2 separate regions of the Mus musculus genome follow, and region 2 is linked to region 1. Evidence: chromatin loops called from intact Hi-C (ENCODE). Cell type or tissue: gastrocnemius. All regions are shown on one strand. Each heading gives the region's core, and the rest is flanking DNA. Links, peaks and the distances in the headings are about the cores only. Region 1 has its middle 5.5 kb from the start of Gm10640. Region 2 holds the start of Fxyd1 (FXYD domain-containing ion transport regulator 1).

Evidence for each region. Hi-C counts contacts between places; a loop is a spot of excess contacts. Peaks named below come from ENCODE experiments on the same cell type or tissue, not always from the same donor. Only the 100,000 strongest peaks of a DNase experiment are listed, where the experiment ranks them.
Region 2: it touches region 1 in a loop (2.4-fold over the local background); 3 of 42 quality-filtered maps call a loop at or near these places.

What each region holds. Positions count from the first base shown.
Region 1 is chr7:31,152,622-31,161,074 of GRCm38, reverse strand. It overlaps a transcript of Gramd1a not described here. Among named protein-coding and RNA genes, the nearest start is that of Gm10640, 5.5 kb to the left of the region's middle. In gastrocnemius, for the core only: a CTCF peak has its summit at 4,333 (motif pointing right); a DNase peak (open chromatin) is centred at 4,341; H3K4me3 peaks cover 3,643 bases; H3K27ac peaks cover 4,264 bases.
Region 2 is chr7:31,053,961-31,062,413 of GRCm38, reverse strand. Fxyd1 (FXYD domain-containing ion transport regulator 1) reads left to right here and starts at 6,758. Exons shown (of 8, transcript NM_019503.4): 1 at 6,758-6,863; 2 at 8,044-8,108. The coding sequence starts at 6,859. It overlaps Lgi4 (leucine-rich repeat LGI family, member 4), which reads right to left and starts at 2,479. Exons shown (of 9, transcript NM_144556.2): 1 at 2,224-2,479; 2 at 1,792-1,863; 3 at 1,265-1,336. The coding sequence starts at 2,393. Gm38984 (a long non-coding RNA gene) reads right to left here. Exons shown (of 3, transcript XR_881944.2): 3 at 4,700-4,720. In gastrocnemius, for the core only: a CTCF peak has its summit at 3,171 (motif pointing left); DNase peaks (open chromatin) are centred at 1,855, 2,210, 3,123 and 6,722; H3K4me3 peaks cover 4,023 bases; H3K27ac peaks cover 7,339 bases.

The DNA of each region.
Region 1 (8,453 bases), core at 121-8,120:
CTGGTCAAAACCACACACATTCGCAACAGAAGTCTTTCACATAACAGAGAATGTTGGTGAGGCGTAGCAGAGTGTCAAGACACCGTGCGTGGGAGGACTCAGGAAAAGATAAGAAAACCAAACCAAAGAACCACAGTTGGCTGGAAACATAAATCTTGCTGTACCAGAGGTGTGTGTGTGACCACTCTGCTACAACTTCCTGTATTTATCAGAAATACACAAGCCTGCATGGCCCAGGCCCCACACGGAGTAGAGATGGCCCCACACAGAATGGTGATGGCTGACTGTGGATGCTAACTGCTCATCCATCTTCATGTTGGGAATCCTAGGAAGGACACAGACTCTTCAGTCCCATCTCATCTGGGGCTCTGGTGGGCAGTCTCATGACCCTGTCTCTCCCCTGAATGTGGAAAGGAAGACTCAGTATAAAGGCAACACTATCATTTACAACAGAAATGACCCCCAAAGGTCTAGTACTCAAAACCCACTTCACAGCTGATGTTATTAGGAAGGGACAGGGCTAGTAGCAGGAAGTTATGTCATTGACACAATGGAGAAGAGACCTAGACTGGACCCCAAGGTAATCAGCTTCCCCATGGACCTCCCCCACAAAATGTTGGCTCAACACAGGCCAAAGCAGTGAAGATGATGGTTCATAGACAGAAACCTCCCAGCAATTTTTACAGATTATCACTTGGGGTGTTCATGACAGTAACAGGAAACTGATTAACAGAGAGGCTATTATTCAGTCCACAGAGCTTAGATATTGGAAAAACAGGGCTGTTCCCTATTTTCCTGCTGTGTCTGAGATTTTATTTCTATTCATATATGCTTAGTCTCTTAAAATAGTTATTTAGTTTATGCATATGAGTGTTTGCCTATATGTATGTATGTATATATGTATGTATGTATGTATATGTGTATATGTGTATATGTGTATATATGTATGTATGTGTACCATGTCCCCAAGGAGGGCAGAGGGGGACACAGGATCTGAGGGAACTGGAGTTACAGGCAGTGGTGAGCTGCCATGTGGGTGCTGGGAATCAAACCAGGTCCTCTGTGAGAAGAGCCAGGGCTCTTAACCACTGAGCCCCACATATGTGCTGTCTTGGTCAGAGTACTATTGTGAGAAGACACCATGAGCAAGGCAACTCTTAAGAAAGAAAGCATTCAACTGGAACTGGCTTACAGTTTCAGAGGTTTAGTCCATTAGCATCGTGATGGGGAGCATGGAAGAGCACAAGGTTACTAGAGCAGTAGCTGAGAGCTACCTCCTCATCCTGATCCACAGTCAGAGAGAAAGAGACAGACAGACAGACAGACAGACAGACAGACAGACAGGAAGAGAGACATGCAGACATAGAGAGCAAAAGAGAGACAAAAACAGACACACACAGAGACAGACAGACAGACACAGAGAGAAAGAGGCAGACACAGAGAGACAGACAAACAGACAGGGAGACAGGGAGAGAATGCACCATAAGTCAGGCATGGGCTTTTGAAACCTCAAAGCCCACCCCCAGTGACACACTTTCCCCAACAAGGCCACACCTCCTAATCCCTCTCAAGAAGTCCCACTCCCTGGAGTACAAACATCCATATATGAGCCTATGGGGCCCATTTTCATTCAAACCACTACATGTGCTTCTCCAGTTTCCAAGGTCATTACATTCAAAGATTTAGAAAAAAACTCAAAACTGTCTTTAGGCTTCTCTCTCTCTGTGTTTCTCTCTCTGTGTGTGTTTCTCTCTCTCTCTCTCTCTCTCTCTCTCTCTCTCTCTCTCTCTCTCTCTCTCTCTCTCTCTCTCTCTGTTTTTCTCTCTCTCTTGTCCCAACTGTGACTGAAGTTTACACTAACTGTAAAGCCAGCTCTCCCAAAATGTCCATAGACTGTGCTAACGTTTATAACCCCAGGCTAGGATGGCATGTGCATTCTGGGAACTGATGTGCCAGGCCCAAGGTGAGGGACAGTGTGACAGCTACCCAGGACAACATGATCATTCTGTAATCACCATAGACTCCCAGGGTGACCATTTCTCACCGGGTGCCCATTGGACTGACCATCCCTTCAGAGTTTTTGTGGTGCCTCTAATGAGCTTTTCTCCACAGACCTCTCAGTATTTTGCTATAAAACATGTTTTCCTTTAGTGTGCTTATGTGTAAATGTGTGTGTGTGTGCGTGCGTGTGCTTCTGCATATGAGTGTAGGTCACAGAACAACCTTGGGTGCTGGTCATTCATTTCCTTCCACTTTGAGACAGGTTCCTTCTTCTGTTGTTTGTCCCTCAGAGCTGGCTGGCCCCGCTGGTTTCTGTGGATTTTCCTGTCTCTGTCTTCTACCTGACCACAGCAATACTTAAGAGTACAGACACATGACACAATGCCCTATTTTACAAGAGGTCTGGTGATACAAACGCAGTTCCTCACATTTGCAAAGCAAACGTTTGACCCACTGAGAGGTCCCCAGCCTTTCTCTGTAAAACATTCTTACCTCACTTCTTCACTGGCTCTTCATTAAAGCAAAGGCTGAGCCTCCTCACTACAAGTTAACAGGCCAAGACCATGCATGTATGAGGGACACTGACCCCATGGGGCAGTGGTTCTCTGTCTTCCCAATTCTGCAACCTTTTAATACAGCTCCTCGTGTGGTGGGAACTCCAACCACAAAATTGTTTCATTGCTACTTCATAACTGTGATTTTGCACTGCTATGAATATTTCTAAATAGAAAACTGTGTTCTATTCCAGTAGCAGGATGAAGTGTTATGCAGACTTGCTCTATCCTACACGGGATGTGAACCACAACTTTGCCCTGAGAATCCACGCAGTATATGTTATCCACCCAGATGGCACTACAGAATTTATTTGTGTTTTATATATGTCTTCTACACAGAGCCCGGAGGTGATTTTAACTAACGTATTTAATAATTTCATGTACGATGCAAAGTTTGTATGCACCAAACCATCGGACTTGTGACATGATTTTAGAGGTCTGGGATTTCAGATTTTCACATTAGGGAAAGGCCTGTGTCAGAAAGGAGGCTGAACAGAGCAGAACAGTCAGCTTTCCACCATTAATTTTTTTCACTCTTTTAGAACTTAAGTTGACTCTTAAGTTCCTTGATGTAAGAGGAAAAGATGGCATCATTTAATGCCAAGACTGAGTATGGGTTTGATGTAATTGAAGTATTCTTACAGCTCTGGGCTTTAGAGCAGCTCAACAGGTCCAGCCCAACCACTCTGGATCAGGTTTAGGAGATGAGGCAGGGGTGGCTGGCAATGAGTAGATCTCTTACTTACATAGGCACAGCATTCCAAATCCACTCATCACAGTAAAAAAAAAAACCAAAAACAAAACAAAACAGAAACAAAAACAAATACAAATGCACTGTCTATGGACATGGAAAAATTAATGCATAAGCTGTCATCCATTCCTACAGTGGAAATTGTATACTGGGTAAGATAGAAGAAGTATAGCTAACCTCAGACATATGGGGGAATCTTATAAGTACCCTGGTTCTTCTTGTCTGTGGCTTCACGTTATAGGCTTCCAATGAATGATCCCTATTCTGTAGTGATCTAAAAATGTTAAATGGAAAATTCTAGAAATGATTAGTCCATAAACTGTAACTCGTGTTACCCCCTTAAGTAGGAGTGAACGTTTGTGAGGTTCTGGTCTGTCCTACCCAGGATGTGGAACACAGCTTTGTCCAATGTATCCAGGAAGTGTGTGTTAGCCATCACTTTGAAGCATCCCCCAAAGTTAAGAGGCACTACTGTATTTGCTGAATAAGAAAAAAAAAAAAAAAGTCTTAGAAAATAACACATGGTAGGGCCGAATTTTATAACACTCAAGAGTAAGAACAACTGAAATGCATTGTTTGGCTGCAGACAGCGACGTGGGGAAATTAATAGAGGAAGAACCAAGTGGTGAGTTCCAAATGGAAAGTCCTGGAGGCTTCTAGAAGCGCGGCAGAGTGGGATGGGGTGTGGCCTAAGGCAGCCTGGTATTCCTTTTCTGGCTGCTGTGACCGGGACAGAAACACTTAAAGAAAGAACAGGATCTCAGAGGATCGAAGCCATGGCCTCTTGGCCCCTGTGTGCACGGATAGAAAATCATGCTGGTGGGAGGGTGTGATAGGGGGAATCTTCTCCCTTCACGGGGGTACAGGAAGCAGGGTGAAAGAGACACAGAAAGGGGTCAGGGCCAAGATATACTCAAGGGTGCCCCCCCCCCCAGGAACCCTTCTTCCATTGGGTAAGTCTAATTTCTCAAAGTTGCCAGAGCTTCCCAAAGACCACTACCAGAGGGCAACCCAGCATTCCCAAGGTGTGCCTGTAGGGGGCATTGCTTTGTTACTTTTCTGTTGCTGAGCTAAAATATGAGCAAAAGGAACTTAAGGAAGAAAGGGTTTATTCTGGCATATGGTTCCAGTGGTACAGAATCCATCATGGTGGGAAAGGCCCGGCAATAGGCAGGACACGGTACCAGAAGCAAGGAAGCTGACGGGTAACATTCCCACCCACACACAGGAAGGAGAGAGAAACAGGGGGAAATGGGGGGCGGGGAAAGGAAGTGACAAGAAGCTAGAAACCCACAAAGTCTGCCCCAGTGATGTCCTTCCTTCAGCAAGGCTCCACCTCCTAAAAGTTCCACAACCTCCCCAGACAACGCCACCAGCTGGCGACCAAGTATTCCAGGACCACAACCTATGCGGGCGATTCGCACTCGGTGGAGCCATTCACAAGGGCACTCATAAATATTGGCGGGGGGGGGGGGGGGGCGGGGCGGGGTAGCACCTCGTTTACTCTGTGTGGAATGCTGGTGTGGGACAGAGATGTGCACAAGAGTGAGAAGATGAGGGGAGGGTTCTGACCGTCGGGGTGGTCTCTGAACTTGAAGCGGCAGCTCTGGGAAGCAGAGAGCAGAAGCTACACTGCAGGCCAGCACAAGCAGCAGACCATCAGAGGTTTGAACAAGCAGAGTGAAGGAGAAAGGGCAGAGAAGGAAGCCTTCTCTAGGTGCCCTCGGTAGTAGGAACACCTCCCCCTCCCCCACTCTATACTTTCTTCCAGGAACAGCTGGCCCCAGGGTAACAGGACTCCACTCAGACTAGCTGTTCCGGCCTGAAGGTCATGAGTCTCTGGCCCAGCCCAACGCAGGGAGAAAAGGAAGGGCCAGACTTTCTCTTGTACTAGAGGTCTGAATCCTGTAAGACTGAAGGAAGAACTCACAAGGTAGGGATCCTGGGTCTCCAGAGTGCTGGCAAGGTCCAAGCCAGGCCTGAGAGTCAGGGTCTTCTTTAAACCAAAGTCACCCTTCCCTGGTCCCCAGTGAGCTGGATTGCAGAAGCCTTTGCTGTCTTCTGCTGTGAGGAGACACAAGCTCTGGGCTGGCATTGCCAGCCCTACTGTTAAGTGGTGTCAAGAGTAGGGGCCTGCTTCCTCCTGCCTGTGTAAGACACCTTCCCTTTGTGTGTTTTGGTTGAGGCATTGAGAAAAACACCAAAGGGAAGTCCTAAGTCTGCCTTTCTCTGTCCCAGCTTAGCTAGCTATGCTGGAAGCCCAGTGCGGGCTGGATCTTTTCCTGGCCCTGGTGTGTACAGAGAGCATGCTGTCTGGGCCTTACAGCCACAGAGAATGCTCAGGGAAGACACCCATCCTGGGGACACCAACAGATGTTTACCAAGCTGTTTGTGAGCTCTGAGCTGAGCTCTATGCGGCTGGACGCTCAGCACTGGCTGTTTGTTCTGGAATATTCTATCTCTATAGGGCCTTTAGTATGACGAGAGAGAAACAGAATCTCAGAGTCATGAGGGTATCATGTCAGCAGCAGTGGGAATATCACTCAAACCTCTGCAATGCCCCCTACCCCAAACTGTACTTGGACAGGGCTCTCTGATTTGCATCTCCTTTCTCTCCCTTAGGGGCCACACTGCTGTCCAAGTTCTTCCTCATGGCTGACCTTCTCCCTCTGCTGCCCTGGGCTCCCCAGGGGGCCCAGGATGGGAACCAGGACTCGGCAGGATCTCCAACTGAGCAACAGACACAGACTGACAAAGTCCAGGACCTCTCCCCTAAATCCTGGAGGCTCTTGGGGGTGCCTACTATTCACATAACTCCATCCAGTGATGGAGAGTCACCTCCAGGCACCCCCACTACACCACGATTTCAGACCTTGGACCTGGAGTGTCTGCCGCAGGACAGGTCAGTCTTGGGAATGGAATGGGAGGTGTTGTTTGTATTGCCTCAGCTCGAGTGTGGGCTCCTTTTGGTTAACGTGCTGAAGCTCAATTAGAGTCTAGCCTGAGCCCATGAGACCTGATTCGAGGCCATGAAATAGATGTGTATATTAGTTATGGTTTTTTACGTGTAACCAAATACCTGACAAGAAGGCATTACAGAGGGGTTTGTTTGGGTTCATGATTTAAAGGTATCATTCATCATGATAAGGAAGGTACAGTACTAAGGGAGTCTTGAGGCTGTGGCAGCAAGAGCAGATGGCTTCAGGTCCTCGCATCTCTGAGGACCGTGAAACAGCGAGATGGGCACACCAGCCTATGCTCTTTTTCTCTTTTTCTCCTCTTGTATTCAGTCTGGGACCCCAGCTCAGGACTATGTGGCACACATTCAGGGCTACTCCCCCCCCCCCCCCCACACACACACACTCTGGAAATGCACTCCCAGACACACTCAAAGCTGTGCCCTGAAAGGCTCTAGTTGCATCAGTCCACTGAAGTCAGCAAAATTAAGTCAGCACAAGCCACAAATAAAGGCCCAGAATGTGCTTCGGGACCAGTGACTGTGGGCCCAACTGAATGCTGTTGGCAAGAAGGCTCCCAGCACAGGCTGAATGTAGGTGAGGCCTGGATGATACTAGGAAGCAAAGGTGGCAGACTGTAACCAGAATTTGGTTTCCAAATGGAAATAGGCTGACGTGCGAAACAGCCTAAGGTAATGGCTCAGAGCTTAAGAACAAGTGCTCCTCTTGCAGAGAAACGAAATTAGGTTCCCAGCACCCACATCAGGCAGCTCGCAGCCACTTAGAACTCCAGCTCCAGGGCATCAGATACCTTCTTCTGGTTTCCATCATATGCAACATCTTCATTCCCCCCCCCCCCACACACACACACACATACACTAATCAAAAACATCAAAACATCTTTTTTAAAAATAATTTTAAAAATTAAAAATAATACCAAGGACAAGACAAAGTGAGGGCAAGTGTGGTTTCCTGCATCTCTAGTGGCAAGACATATTTGTAAGCCATCACAAGAGCTATTTCCTGTTGTGGCTCACAGGTGGGTGTAAAACATTCAAACAAAACTTCTTCAAAGAAAACCAACTTCTAGCCCAGGGAGACTGAAAACAAGAGGTTCAAGGACAAAGTATCAGCAAAGGAAAGAACCCGACAGACTGACCTTAAATAGAAAGAACTGTGTGCTGGGGTTTCTCCCCAGCTATGGATGCTGAGAAGGACCAAATGTTTAGGAAGCACAGCTCTGCCAGCACCAAAAAAGTCTCAGAAACAAGGATGATCAAGTGGGAGAGTCAAACTGTAGAAGGATACAATGGGAACTAGTTGTATCTTTCAACGATACTGAATACTGAGGCTGGCTTGTTGACTCCTGTGTTGTAGCAAAACCGCACAGGAGTGATCCACACAGACTTCAGGGCAATAGACAGGCAGAGACAAGAGGAGTAGGCACTTGGGCCTTTGGTGGTAAACGTTATAGTTTATCTGTTTTTAAAGGTGTATTTTTTAAATGCATCCTCATGAGCACCTGTGCACGTGCATGTGAGTGCCTGCAGAGGCCAGAGGAGGATACTGGATCCCCTGGCGCTGGAGGAAATGCTTACTGGGAACCTAACTCAGGTCCGTGGCCAAAGCAGAACAGTCCTTAAGCACCAAGCCAGCTCTTCAGCCCTGTTTGGTTTTTGAGACAGGCTCATGCTTTATTGTCTAGGCTCAGACTCATGGTCCTCCAGCTTCAGCCTCCAGAGGGCTGGAACAACAGGGTGTAACACCACGTGGGACTTAACACTAAGGGACTTAGTTAGCCCTTCCCCTCCCTCCTCTCTCTCCTCCTCTCTCTTTCTCTTTCTCTCTCCTTCCTTCCTTCCTTCCTTCTAGACTGTTTCCTGCATTACCTTGGCAAGTCCAAACTCTCTTTGTAGACCAAGCGGGACTAAAACTCACAGCAATCCTCCTGCCTCTGCCTCCCAAAGTCCTCTAATACCACATAAGCTTAACAGCTTAATTCATCTAAAACAAACAAACAAACAAAAATCCAACTAAAATGACCAACCACCCACAGAAGTCCTGAGTGATTTTTTGATATGCAAATTTGAGCACAATGGCCTTCCACTTAAATACTTTAATGACTTTCCATTGTCCTTAGAAACAATTCAGAACCTTTAACGAAATTAATGAGGCTTTTTATGCATACTG
Region 2 (8,453 bases), core at 171-8,170, 99 kb after region 1:
CCACAGCACATGCACTGTGACTCTACCCCCAAAATAAATGCAATTTTAAAATATTTTTTAAAAAGCATGCCACCTGGGCTGAGGTATGCCTCAGAGATAGTGAGTGCTTACCTAGAATCTCCCAGTGAGGGAGGGGCTGTGGGTGTGGCTCAGTGGTAGAGCCCCTGCCTAGAATCCCCCAGTAAAGGGCTAGGGTCGTGGCTCAGTAGTAGAGCCCCTGCCTAGAATCCCTCAGTGAGGGGCTGAGGGGATGGCTCAGTGGTAGAGCCGCTGCCTCGAATGCCCCAGTGAGGGATATGGAACTACTTTCCCAGCTTGCCCAGTTTCCATTCCCAGCACCACAAAACAAACACCACAAACAAATAAAAAAAAAAGGCCCCCAAAACACAAACCTAGAAAACGACCCACATTCCATCTATAGCCATGATCAACATCAGCACATACTATATCACATACCTCTACACTTATAATATGCACAAGCACCAGCCCCATACACCTTGTAGATATTTCTAATAACACCAACACTATTGTGGCAGTCATTTTGGTCGACGTCCCTCCCATTTCATCAGTAGCAACATAACCACCATTTCTCCTCCAACAGTTACCAGGGACAGACCATCATCCCCTACAGACCATCATCCACACCAGCGACACCAGGCTACCAGCAGGACCTCAACCTTGTCCTACAGTCACCCGCTCTGCCATCTGATCCAGCCTCGACATCCCCTACTGTCACATGGTCAATGCATAAGTGGTGTCCCAGTAATTTGACATGTTTGCTGCTGCTGACCTCTCTGTACACTGCCTTCCTGGAGTGGCCCTGCGTCAGGAAAATGGAGTCTGGTCCTTTGTTGAATCTTGGTTTTCTGGGCTAGAACTGAAACCTGGGGTCTCACACATGCTAGGCAAGCACCTTCTCCTGAGATACACTTCTAGTCTTTTAGTTTATTTTATTTCTTATTCTTTATGAGACAGGGCCCAAACAGGCCTTGAATTAGCCATCCTCCTTCCTCGATCTCCTGAAAAAGCTGGGATTGCAGGCCTGAGTACCAGGCCCAGCTTTCTTTCCAACTCTTGAAATACACAGAGGTGAGATTTACTTCTGACCTGAGCTGCCCACACTGCAGACTTCCTCCTAGGAGCCTACCATTGTCCAGGTGGCTCCATCTGCAAACCACCTCCCTCCTTCCCATTCCTCCGAGAGTCACAGAGAGGCTCTCCCATACCTCCAAGCCCACCCTTCCCAACCTCTGGCTATACTCACAGGTACTGCAGGTAGGACAGGCCGATGAAGGCATCACCCTCAATTACAGAGAAGGTATTGGATGTGAAGAGGCTGGGGAAGGGCAGGGCAGTGTTGTCAGAGTTGCAGACCTGTATCTTACTGTACCCTTAGTCCCATCCAACCCAAAGACACACATACAAGCGTGGAGCTATCTGAACTGACACACATGATGCACACACGTCCTCACAGGTGTCTGAAAAGCCCCATGCATATATGTGTGGGAACACACACACATACATGAGCACACACACATCCCACATACGTGCACACACCCCACACACATGTATGCATACGCACCACACACATGAGTGCACGCATATACACACATGTGCACACACACATGCATGAGCACAACACACCCCAAAATACATGCAACACACACCATACACATGCACGCACGTGTACACACACACACAAGTGCATGCATGCACACAGCCTCCCATCCCCAGGCAAGAAAACCTATTCTCTTAAGCAGTGTGTTGTGAGCCCAGCCAGGCCACACTCACAGCAGGTGCAATGACGGCATCTTTAAGAAGCTGCCAGCCTTCAGCCGGGAGACCCCCATCCTGACGAGAGAGCTGGGGACACGATCAGAGATTAGTGAGCAGAAAAAAAAAAACATTCCAATTCTCCTCTCTCAAATCAGAGGCCTTGGCTGCTCTGGAGGCCTTGGCCTGCCATGTTGGCCTGGGGTGTCTCCTATTCCCCCCTACACATGTGGCCAAGGTCCCTGGCAGCATCCAGCCCCTGGATAAGTGCTGCCACTGCTCCCCCTTGCCTTCGGGAACCCCCCCCCCAACCTGCACCTTTCCAAATCTTTCAGACAGGCTGGAATTCTTTGGTGTCCAAGATTCTGAGAGACCTTGGCACCCCACCCCAAATCCTGGAGTCTCAGGTCTCCTCCCTCCCTTTCGGCCCACATAGGGCCTGGCACTCACAGTGACAGGAGCGTGGTGGAGAAGCTCTCAGGCAGCTCGGGGGAGCCCTCACACAGGGTGTTCTCCTTGGAGCAGGAGCAGTGTGGAGGGCACTTTCCTTTGGGGGGACTCCAGGCCACTCCTGCCCCAGCCCAAGCCAACAGGAACAACAAGATGCCCGCCCCTCCCATGCCCCTGCCCCAGCCCAGGCTCCCTCTGTCCCCACACTGCCAGACCCAAATCACTACATCTCCGTGGGATGCCTCTCGATCTTGCTACTGACCAGGCTGTCCTGTGGCTGGCTGGCCTTGTTCCCTCCTCCAGCCTGTGCCTCTCTTCCTGTATCTGGAGTGTGCGATTTTCTATCAATATCTTTCTCTCCCTATCTTTCTATTATTCTATTTCCCATCCTCTGTGATCTCTGCCTTTCTGTCTTTGTCTCTCTGGTTTGACCTTTAGGTCTCTGGGGTGTGTGTGTGTGTGTGTGTGTGTGTGTGTGATGGTCTGTCTGTCTGACTGTCCTAACTCTCACTTCCCTTCCCTGTTTCAAGTTTCCAGTACTTTCTGGGTGTCCTCCCACACTGATCTCACTTGCTGTGGCCTGGGATGTGCCTAGCAGAAGGGTAGGAAGGAGGAGGTCAGAGGCCATCAGAAGAAAAGGCCCAGGAAAAGAATTGAATGGCCTTTGAGGGGGCGGGGCTGCCAAGGCTGCCACCCTAGGCACTTCCAACCAACCCCCTCATCAGAGTCCCCACTCAACCCCAGTTGGGGAGAGTGGGAAGGATGTCCCCAGGGTGGAGACCAGATGGCTCTGCAGACTGCAGATGGGAGGGCTAAGAGGAGAAGCCACTGGGGGATGGGGGATATCCTAGCTGTTCCTGGCCAGCCCCTTCTCTTGGAGGGTGTGGTCCACCCACTCACCAAAGCACCACCAGGCCAGCACCAGGCCAGCTGCTCCCCCTGGTGGTCACCATCGGTAGGACAGCTGCCCTGCCCCAAAGCCAGACCTCCTCCAGAAGATCCCTTGTAATTAACTCTATGAAATCCAAGACTGGATACAAACACTAATGCCACCTCTCTCTTCCACATCAAATCTATCGAGCTTCGTCCTAAAGCTTCAATGTCGTTCTCATGACTAACTTACAGCCCCAGGACGTTGGCTCAGGGCCCCTCCGTATTGTTCTGTGTCCTCTCCTTGGAGGTTGGAATTCAAGGATTTGTGGATAACTGGGTGTTTTCATCCTTTTAGAAACTAAGACAGATTCCCTCTGTCTGGTTTTTTATGTTTTTTTTTCTTTTCTTTTTTTTTTTGTTTTTTGTTGTTGTTGTTTTTTTTTTTTTTTTGGTTTGTTTGTTTGTTTGTTTTTTCAAGACAAGGTTTCTCTGTATAACCCTGGCTGTCCTGGAACTCACTTTGTAGACCAGGCTGGCCTCGAACTCAGAAATCCGCCTGCCTCTACCTCCCGAGTGCTGGGATTAAAGGCATGCACCACCATAGCCCGGTCAGTTTCCCTCTGTTAAACAAGAAAAATTTGTAACTCACACATAACTCACCTAACATCCTGGTCCTTCCCATGCCCCTGTGTTTGTTTGTTTGTTTGTTTGCTTGTTTGTTTTTTATTGTTCTTTTTCTTGCTTGTTTGCTTTTGAGATTGGTCCGTGATTCATTTTGTAGCCCAAGCAGCCCTCAAGCTCAAGGTTCTCCTAGCTTAGCCTCGTAAGTGCTGGATGACATGCCACCACATTCGACTGTGTGCCAGGTTTTCTGTGTGTTAGCCCACTGATGTCACAACAACCTTGTGAGGTGGGGTGTTGCCATCCCTGATTTACAATCCTGGCTCCTAAAATGGGGCAAACTGAGGCATGAGACACATGATCAGCTTCATAGGGCCTGTCGGTTCTAGCTCAGTAGGAGCGGCAGCTTCATTGCCTGGAGTTAAAAGGCTGAGGAACAGGTAGCCTCTTGCCATTGAAGTGCTGTCGGAGGACAGCAGCCAAACAGATCTGGGGTCCTGCCCTGTCCTGTGTTGCCTCAGTAGAGTTACTTAGTCTCTCTGGTCCTCAGTTTCCCCATTTGTCAGTGGGATAATTCATACTATTCATCCATCCCCAGACTGAAGAGAGGACTCAGTGAGGGAACAAAACAGCTTTGAGGATCAGTCAGGTTTGGGGCCAACTTTTTTTTAGGCAGGATTTCATGTAACTCAGGCTGGCCTTGAGCTTGGTACATAGTCAAGGGTGACCTTGATCTCCTGACCCTCCTGCCTCCTCCTCTGTGATATCACTGCCAGGTTCTGTGATGCGGAGGACCAAGCTCAGGACTCCAGGGGTGCTAAGTAAGCACTCTGCAAACTGAGCCACATCTCCAGCCATACACAGGGACACGGATTGAGGTTCAGAGCGGGGATGGCAGCTGTAGTCCCAGTCGTCAGCCGATGAGGCAGGAAAGGTCACAAGTCAGAGACAGACTCAGTTACATAGTGTGTTTGAAGCCAACGACAGGGTGCAGAATAACAGCCTGTCTCCAAACAAACAGGAGAGAACAATTAGAGAGCTTTCTGCTAGGGCCACAAAGGGGCCAGTGACAGGCCTGACCCATTCCAGCAGCACCTCACTCCAGTTTGCCATGAGAAAGATGAAGTGGAAACCTGGAACTTTGTAAATGCAAACAGAAGTTTACTGTGCACCAACCAGGGTTCTTGCTGCTTCGCACGGATTGTTCTAGATAATCACACCACTTCCCTCTGTGGCAAATACTTTCCATTTTACAGAAGGAACAACTGAGGCACAGAGAGGCTAAGTCATCAGCCTAGCGTCACACAGCAATAAAGCATTGTGCTGTCACACCCTGGGGGCAGTAAGCTCTTCAGAGTCACTCTGGCTGGACTGGTCTGGAATTAGCTAACTGCCTGTCTCGCCTCCCTGGCTCTGTGTAAACTCCAGGGTTATCTTTAACCAGGGATACTGGGACACAGGGATCTCTGAGACTAGTGACAGGGTCTGTAGAGCAGGGTCTGGGCTGCTGTTTGCTTGCTTAAGACTGGGGACATTTGGTTGACCAGTCAGATGTCTTAAGGAAAATCAGTTCTGGCTACCTAGACCTCAGTTTACCAATCTCTAAAATGGAGATGACAAGAAAATGTCAAGTTCATGGACCTCTGAGCCTGGCCAGGAGTTGTAGATACGGTATTAGCAGCTTCTCCATTTTGTAGTCCAGGACAGGAGAAGGGATAGTGAGGTATCAAGATCAGTCCAAGGTCACATAACAAGAACCTTGAACCCATGCTTGGCCCCTGGTTTCTCTGTCTCTAAAGCCTTTGGAGTGGTCTGGCCTGGGAGAACATCGGAAGTGATTCCCCACGGTGTTGACACGGCTATCTGAGCTAAGGGCATGGGGGTTTCAAGATGAAATGTAAGTCTGTGGCCTTTGAGGGTATGGTCCTCTGTCTGTGACAGTATAGACAGCTTTTTACTGTGTGCCAGTTTACTGGTGACCCATGCACGGGGTATGTATACAGTGTGTGCACTGCAGACAGCCATGTGGAAGAGGAGCCGCCACGGTCAATTTGTTGTTGTGCTTGTGTTCCTATGTGCTCAGCTGTGTGTTCAAGCTCACAGCCCTCACCTCCTGTGGTGTGGGAATGGGAGGACTGGGTGAGTCTGTCGTTGATGTGTTCCTGCGGCCTGTGTGTGATAGTATCTCACTGTGTGTCATTGCAGACAGAAGCACGGCAATGTAATTTTTTCCTTCTTTTTTTCTTTCTTTCTTTCTTTTTTTTTTTTTTTTTAAAAGAAGGGTTGTATATCTCTCTATGTAGCTCAGGCTGGCCTCAGACTTACTCTACAGGCCAGGCCGACCTTGAACTCTCTATCCTTCTGCTTCTGGTTCCCGAGTCTTGTTACAGCCCAACTATATCACTGCACAGATAGCCTGTGTGTGTGTGTGTGTGTGTGTGTGTGTGTGTGTGTGTGTGTGTGTGTTACTCCTGGTGACTTTGAGTCAGCACAACATACATGCAAAATAAAAGCACCACACATTTAAAATCAAAGAAACAAAACAAAACAACACTCTAGTTATCAAAGGCTGGCAGAACACTGGGTCAGAGGTCAGTGGCCTCGAAAGTACTTAGGCTGTGTGACCTTAGTCCCCAGATGGGCTGATTCCCAGGAAACCTAGCAGAAAACACACTCTGACCCTGGTCTGGCGCTCACGCTCTCTCTCTCTCTCTCTCTCTCTCTCTCTCTTGTGCTCTCTCTCTCTCTCTCTCTCTCTCTTGCGCTCTCTCTCTCTCTCTCTCTCTCTCTCTCTCTCTCTCTCTCTCTGTGTGTGTGTGTGTGTGTGTGTGTGTGTGTGTGTGTGTGTGTCCTCTCATAGTCCAGTCCACACGCAATCACATGCTGCTCCTGGGACTGTGCTGAGAGAGTTAACCTAGCTAGCGGGCCAGGGCAGTCTGGGCTGGGGGCCGCCCCCTGGCCCCCCTCCAGCCTGGGCTCCAGTTTCAGTTGCTCGTTGGGGAGGGCAAGAGTGGGGTGTGGCCAGGAGGGGAGCCTGCGGGGGTGGAGCATCCAGTTCTGGGCCAGGGGGTCCAAAGTGCTTAGCTCCTAGGGTGCACAGCTGGACATTTGGGGGTCTTCTGTCAACAGGGGACAGCGTGAATGGGGTGAGCGTCCCCCAGCCCTCCCTCCGGGCCCCTCAGCTCCCCTAGCTGGGAGGCCTATTTTGGGAACAAGAGTGGCCAGCCTGTGGCTTCTCAGGCAGGCCTGACCCAAGAGGGAGGAGAGAGTGTGGGGACAGGGGTTGCACAGGGGCGGGAGAGTTAGAGACTCCTCCCTTTTTCAGCGGCCACTGCGAGACCCCTGGCAGGGGGTGAGGCTCAGATACTCATTTGTATAGGTCTGTTTCTGTCTCTGTTTGGGGGGCACAGAAGGCCCAGAGCGAGAGAATGTGCTTATGTCTAAACCCTGCGCTCTCTAATCAACAGTTTGGGGAGAGGGTGTTGTTTGCTCCTGTTCCAGCTACACCCACTCTGTGTGTGTGTGTGTACCTGTACATAAATGTGTCTGTGCCCGTATGTGTGTCCCTGAAACAACATCTGACTTCTCTCAGGCATGGGCCGCCTGTCACTCACTGGCCTAAAGTCTTGTTGTGAAAGATGTCACCCAGAGGTGGACAAAGAGAGGGATGTTCCCCCTTTTCTCACAGCTTCAAGAAAAGGAGATGGGGTGGCCTGTAGGGATGTGGCTCCTGGCTGGGCCTCACCCCAGCAGTGTTATACAGGACCCCCTGAGTCTTTGGGGGGGGAGCTGTTGCCATGGTGGCCCGTGTGCAGCAAATTCCTCCCGGGTGAAGTGGGAGATATTTATACCCAGGGTCAGGGAGAGAGCGGGCAGGCGGCCGAGGGCAGGAGAGCTGGGACGGCCTGGGTACAGAGAGACCACTGGTTGAGGTGTGTAGGGGCAGGTGGGGCTGGGCATGTCCTGCTGTATGTCGCCTAGTGTTCCCACCTATGTCCAGAGGCAGCTTGCTTCCCTTACAAGGGTAGGTTTTGAGACTCTGGGACCAGCTAACGGATGGGAGTAGCCTGTGGGAGCCACCCCATCCCCCCAGGACTCTGCCTCTCCCCATCTGTCTTGCTGCTGTGTATGCTGTGGTCTCCTGGTCCCTATTATTGAGTTGTTTTAGGGACATGGTTTTGGGTGAAGCAAGGGAGCCATTCAACTTGAATGGCTGACACTTAAGTCCTTAGGCCGTCCTTGACTTAACCCCACGGGTTCAGATCCTCTTTAGGAGGGAAAGAGAGCAGGGCAGAGGACATTTCTTGACCCTGGCTGACTCCCTAGGGCAATGGCATCTCCCGGCCACATCCTGGCTCTGTGTGTGTGTCTCCTCTCCATGGCCAGTGCAGGTGAGTCCAAAGGAGGTGCTCAGCATCTCAGCCATGTGGGTGGCAGAGGTAGGGAAAAGCCCCCCAAGAAAACCCAGTGAGAGACCCCAAACTAGACACTATGTAACAGGAAATCAGGGGTCTCCTAGGCAACAGCGGGGGTGGATGGAAGGTGGATTCCCGGGGTGACGGAAACATGAACAATCTGCAAGATATCAGGGTGCCGGACCAGTGCTGGAGGTTCCAGGACGCAGAGCAGGCTGGCAGCCTGCCAGTGGCTCAGTAGCACCTAAACTCCCAGTCCAAGAAGATCAGTGGTGCCCCTGAAGGGCTCCCTTATACTTTCCCCTGTTACAGACCCCAGGA